Regions from separate parts of the Homo sapiens genome. Here region 2 is linked to region 1. Evidence: chromatin loops called from intact Hi-C (ENCODE). Cell type or tissue: Calu3. All regions are shown on one strand. Links, peaks and the distances in the headings refer to the core of each region. The heading gives the core; the rest is flanking DNA. Region 1 overlaps ROCK1 (Rho associated coiled-coil containing protein kinase 1). Region 2 holds the start of LOC107985161 (a long non-coding RNA gene).

Evidence for each region. Peaks named below come from ENCODE experiments on the same cell type or tissue, not always from the same donor. Only the 100,000 strongest peaks of a DNase experiment are listed, where the experiment ranks them.
Region 2: a loop joins it to region 1, with 5 times the contacts of the local background. A loop is called at or near these places in 2 of 110 quality-filtered maps.

The regions. Positions count from the first base shown.
Region 1 is chr18:21,073,487-21,076,410 of GRCh38, reverse strand. All of the region lies in intron 1 of ROCK1 (Rho associated coiled-coil containing protein kinase 1), which reads left to right. Among named protein-coding and RNA genes, the nearest start is that of ROCK1, 37 kb to the left of the region's middle. In Calu3, for the core only: no CTCF peak of the experiment used is centred there; a DNase peak (open chromatin) is centred at 1,290.
Region 2 is chr18:21,178,033-21,180,956 of GRCh38, reverse strand. It overlaps LOC107985161 (a long non-coding RNA gene), which reads left to right and starts at 624. Exons shown (of 3, transcript XR_001753365.2): 1 at 624-745; 2 at 829-906. It also overlaps the pseudogene EXOGP1. In Calu3, for the core only: a CTCF peak has its summit at 1,138 (motif pointing right); a DNase peak (open chromatin) is centred at 1,176.

The DNA of each region.
Region 1 (2,924 bases), core at 321-2,820:
TGCCTCAGCCTTCTGAATAGCTGGGATTACAGGTGCCTGCCACCATGCCCAGCTAATTCTTGTATTTTTAGTAGAGACGGGGTTTCACCGTATTAGCCAGGCTGGTCTTGAACTCCTGACCTCAAGTGATCCTCCTGCCTTGGCCTCCCAAAGTGCTGGGATTACAGGCATGAGCCACCTAGCCCATTTAACTGATTCTAAATGTATAGTTCTGTGGCATTAATCATTCACGTTGTTGTGCGACCATCAGTGATGTTTAAATGGCAAATGATTTGGCTTCTTTTGCATTCTCTATTCTGTTTGACTTCCTGAGATGTTTTAAATTCATTCTTAAGGCATTTCTTCTTTTTAAGTTCCTTCTCAGCTTCCTTGGTACTATTCTGTCTTTCTTCTCTGTGTCCTCCTCCACCATTTTTGCTCTGTGTACCTCTTTTTTTTCTTTCCTTTTTTTTTTTTTTTGAGACAGAGTCTTGCTCTGTCACCAGGCTGGAGTGCAGTGGTGCTATGTCGGCTCACTGCAACCTCCGCCTCCCGGGTTCAAGCGATTCTCCTGTCTCAGCCTCCTGAGTAGCTGGGACTACAGGTGCGCATCCCCATACCCGGCTAATTTTTTGTATTTTAGTAAAGAAGGGGTTTCTCCATGTTGGTCAGGCTGGTCTCAAACTCCGACCTCAGGTGATCCACCAGCCTCGGCCTCCCAAAGTACTGGGATTTCAGGTGTGAGCCACCATGCCCAGCCTGCTCTGTGTACCTGTTAAATGTTAGTGTTTCCCAGTGTTCTATTCTTCAGTCTTTCTCTACTCTCCCTGTTTATTCTTGTTGGATGATTGCATATGTTCTCATGGATTTAAGTGTGCTCTCATGACTCCCAAATCTGTATTGTAGTCCCAATCTCTCTGTTAAACCCAAACTTATATTCAGCTGCCATCTAGTTATTCATGAAATGATATCCCAAAGGACCTCAGATGTAGTGTGTCTGAAATATTTATCATCTCTCCAAATTATATTATCTGCCTTGGTTAATGAAGTCACTGTCTACTCACATCAACTTGAAGATCATATAATCATTTTCAACCCTTCCTGTTCCTCTTTCAATTATTCATCAGATTCTTTTGCCTCTAATGCCCCATTCCTGTTTACCCAGTTTTTCAGTCTTTTATCCTTTTATGCTTGTATTACCACAGTATCCTCCTAGTTGCTTTCATCTCCACCTGTCTCTTCTACTTTTAATTTATCATCTTTATCATTGCCAGACTACTAAAATAAAAACCAGTTATGCCACTTTCTCCCCCGCAGAAATTCCTGTGGTTCCAAATTATCAGAAGGTAAATTCTTCTCCTGGTATGTTATACCTTTAACATTCTCTCCCTGATCATCACAGCTTTGACTCCTTCTCCTTCATCTCCTTCTCACCTTTCCCAGTCCAGAACATTCTATCCTCATTCTCTGAATTCTCGTTGCTTTTCACCTCTAGATTGCCTTGCCCCACTTCTGTCTTATTCCTTCATAATTCTATTCTTCAAGGTTCAGCTCAAATTTCATCTTCTCTGTGAAGCCCCAAATAGCCTTTTCTCTATTTATGTAGTACCTACTTATAACACTTGATATCCTGTATTTACTTTTTCTACCTACTAACTAACTTCTGAACTCTGAGAGACAGGAAGTATTTTTTTTCTGCTTTCCTGCAGAAGAGGAGGCAGATTTAGAAATAAATAATTACAGTATAACAGCTAAATACATAATTTCTGTAATAGCACAAAGGAGGTTATGTAACATTTCCCCTCAGGGCACTGGGGAAGGCAGCACAAAGTAAGGGACATTTGAGGCAGTCTTAATGTAAGAATGTTCACATTCCAGCGGGAGAATAGAGCAGGTGCAAAGGCCCCATAGGGTAGAGTGAGCCTGGCTTATTTGGGAAATGGCTGGTAGCACACTGTGGCCTAAGCCCAGCTATGTATGTGTAGAGAAACAGGCTGGACAAAGGTATGATTGGAGACTGATTGGGAAGAGCCATTGTTTGTTGTACTAGATAATTTGGAACATTATTTACTTATTTATTGACTATAAATGTCCTGGGCAGCATTGACATGGGTATAGTAATGTCACACCAGTTAAACAGATTTTAACTGTATTTAATATCAGGTTGTTAAAATTCCCTAAGGAAATTCTGTTTTCATTTTCATAGCTGTGCTTAATTTTGATGAATTATTTCTTTATCAAGTGAAGAGAGATTGACAGACTGATTGATTTTTAGAGACAGGGTCCCACTCTGTCACCAGGGCTGTAGTGCAGTGGCAAAATCATAGATTACTGTAGCCTTGAGCTCCTGGGCTCAAGCGATCTTCCTGCCTCAGCCTCTCAAGTAGCTGGGACTGCAAGCATGCGGCACCACGCCCAGCTATTTTTTTTACTTTTATTTTTGTAGAGATAGGGTCTTGCTATGTTGTCTAGGCTGGTCTTGAACTCCTGGTTTCAAGTGATCCTCCTGTCTCGATCTCCCAAAGTGCTGGGATTGCAGTTGTGAGCCACAGCATCTGGCCTAAGGGACTTAGTTAAAACAACATTCTACTACATATACCAAAAACATTTTCTTTAAATGGTATATCCTCTCTTACCAAAGTTGGTCAGCAGTCTTTAGTACCAGTGGTCAGCCCATTTTAGAAGTAGTTTGATTTTCAGAAGCCCCAGTTTTGCTGCCATAGTTTTCAATGGATTTTGAGGGTGGGGTGGTGTTTCTCCAAAAATATGTCTGTTAGGTTTAGAATAATAACCATTTAGGTTTTGAAAATTTACCTAAAAATGAATGTTTCTTATAATAGTGTAACTGTCCTTTCCTAGTGCCATTAAATTCTCATACCTTATAATGTGTTACTTTTAATGGATTTAATCCTAAATGATGTTTTACACCTGACTCATATTTGTTA
Region 2 (2,924 bases), core at 135-2,634, 100 kb before region 1:
CCGAGGCAGCAGTTCTTTCAGTGACCAGACGGTGCCAAATCGATGTTCCTTGCTTTCCAGATGAGCTTTTTGTTTTTAAGATTAAGGAGGCTGAGAAGGGTCTGCCCACAGTCACCAGCTTACGGTTTGCTGGCCTCTGTGCCTGCTTATCTACCTGGGTAGCACTGGGCAGGTGGTGCTTTGAGCCAAAGGTCCAAAGGCCGTTAGCATTTCTGGGGAAAATAGTGGCTGTTTTTCTGAGCCAGATCTCTAGATTTGGGTTTACATGGGGTCCTTTCATGGACTATCCTGAGTATCGGTGGTAAAATGTCTTGGGGCATACAAATTTGTCTGAATCTGACATACCACTGCTATCTTTCCAAGTGGTATTACAAGAAAAAAAATTTTGTGATGTGTTTGTTCTAACAGAAATGCCAAGGCTTTAAGATAAAGATAAGATGATAATGGGAAAAAAGAAAAACAAATATAAAGTCCTTTAGGGAGATGTTTTCATATCTCTCAGGCCAGCCTGACTCAATCTCAACTCCCTTCAGCCAAGATAACTTAATTATACCGTTTATTATTAATAATACAGTTTTATTATTACATGAAGTCCTCATTTTATACTCCTGGTTGCCTAAAATTTGCAGCTATTTTATTTTGCTTTTACATAATTTCATTCTGAGATAAAGAGTTTCTACCAATTTATCACTTATCCAGGAAAAGACTGTATAAAGGAAAAGACTACCATTTGTCCAGAAACAAAGTATGTTCTCTAAAAGAAGTCATCAAATTAAAGCTGAAGTGTGGAAGTAATAACATTGTTATCATGCTTCTCTTTGAAAACAGCTGGTTATCACACTTTAGAAAACCATGGGCCCAATGACTGTCTCAAAAGGAACACAGACCTTTGGCATCATTGTACCGGTGAGTACCTATCCCACCATACGGTGGCTGAGCTAGTGAAATCTATTTATATAACCCTGCTGGTGTTCTTCGTACATGTGTTAAACAATCAAGGTGAAATGGTATTACTATCAAAGATAGTCAACTGAGGAGAGGCAATTATAAGCAGCCAGAATCTGCGAAACAGCTATGACATTCACTCATTTTGCATTCAGGCTTGTTTTTCCGCCATTTCTTTTCCTATATGTGGCTATGCTACCACTAGATGGCAGTGCAATGGCATTCTGGTGGTCTTTAAACGAAGAGCCACGATACTGGCTTCAGGACTTCCCCTCAGCCTGGCTGAAAAGTAGAACTGAGACTTCCATTGCCTTCATCTATCCATCCATCCAACCATCCATCCATCCATCCATCCATCCATCCATCCATCCATCCATCCATCCATCCATCCATCCACTCATTCACCCAACAAATATTCATTGCCTTTAAAAATAACTCTTGATAATTATACAGTTGAGTTTAAAATGATATTGCCAGAATTGTATTAAAGTTGACTGAAAGAGACCAGAGAGAAAATGAACAGATTGAAGTACATTGTTTGTGCACCGTCGGTACAGGGTAGAAGTCCAAAAGTGGGTGCTAGGATGTTTCCAAGCACAAGGGATCAAGCATTAGGTTTGGTCTCAAATCAAGGAGGTAGTAAAGGGCTGAGGGAGCTTTGGGAGCCATTTCTTGGGATGGGATCAGAAATCTAAAGTAATTGAAGGTCAGAGTTTTGGAACCAGAGTAACAGATAGCCACCAGTCAGAAATACGGTGCTGTAAATGAATTTTGGTCGCTGATGTCCTTGTGGATCCAGGCAATTTTGTAGAATTCTCACACATATAGCTGCCAGCAGAGGCAATTTGGTACTCAGCTTGCCAATTCTTAAGCACGTACTATGAGTTTCCTTGTACACAGTCAAGGAGAGAAGCATCTGGTTCCTTTGCTTACATATTTGCTGCTTGTGTACTTCTTTCCTGTTCTGTTGTTTCTAGCCTATATTTCACCTGCATCTGTTAGAAGTTTTAACTTCTTTACGAAGAGAGCTTTATAAGACTACTCCTAAACTAAAAAGGGTCTGGGCATGGTGGCTCACACCTATAATTCCAGCACTTTGGGAGGGCAACATAGCAAGACCCCATCTCTACAAAAAATACTTAAAAATTAGCTGAGCATGGTGGTGCGTGCCTCTAGTCCCAGCTACTTGACAGGCTGAAGTGGGAGGATCACTTGAACCCAAGAAGAGGTTGCAGTGAGCCGTGATCCTGCTACTGCACTCCAGCCTGGGCAACAGAGTAAGACCCTGTCTCTAAAACAAAACAAAACAAAACAAAACAAAACACTACTGAGAGAAGTGGATTATTCTCCCCATCTGACTTCTTCAGTTCAAACTGCCTTCCACCAGAACATTAAAAAGGGCAAAATTTGCTATCCCCTAATGATCAAAAGTATGATTTTATTCTTTCAATATGTAGAGAGAACCACATAAAATTGAGAGGGTAGCTTTGTCGTCTAAGGTAATGGCTTTTAAATCTTTTAGAACCCAAACCTCAATCAGAAATATATATTACTTCACAACTGTGGCGGCCCCTGGCCTGTTTGCTCTCAAATCCTTTCCTATTCTGCTGCAATGTCATGGGTATGCTGATCCCAACAGGCTGTGTTTCTGAGGCTCTCATGTTGTTAAGTGATTACTGGCTGGGTCCTACTGATACGAGGCCCTGCCACAACGCTGGAGAGTGGGAAGAATGGAAAAGCTAGGATGATTCTCCTTGCCTTTCTCTGCCCGAGGTGCATCTCTGACAGTGGCTAAATCTCCTCCCTGGCTCCAGCTCCAGCCAGAAAGGCCCTCCTGTCATTAGATGAGTCCAGTTCTGGGATCTAACCACACTGCCTCCTCTCTTTGTCCCTCTAGTCGAAAAGGATTAGTGGTTTCTGCTGCTGCTAATCTCTGGTTGCCTCACCTTCCCCTATTTGGCTTCTCAGCGTTATCATTT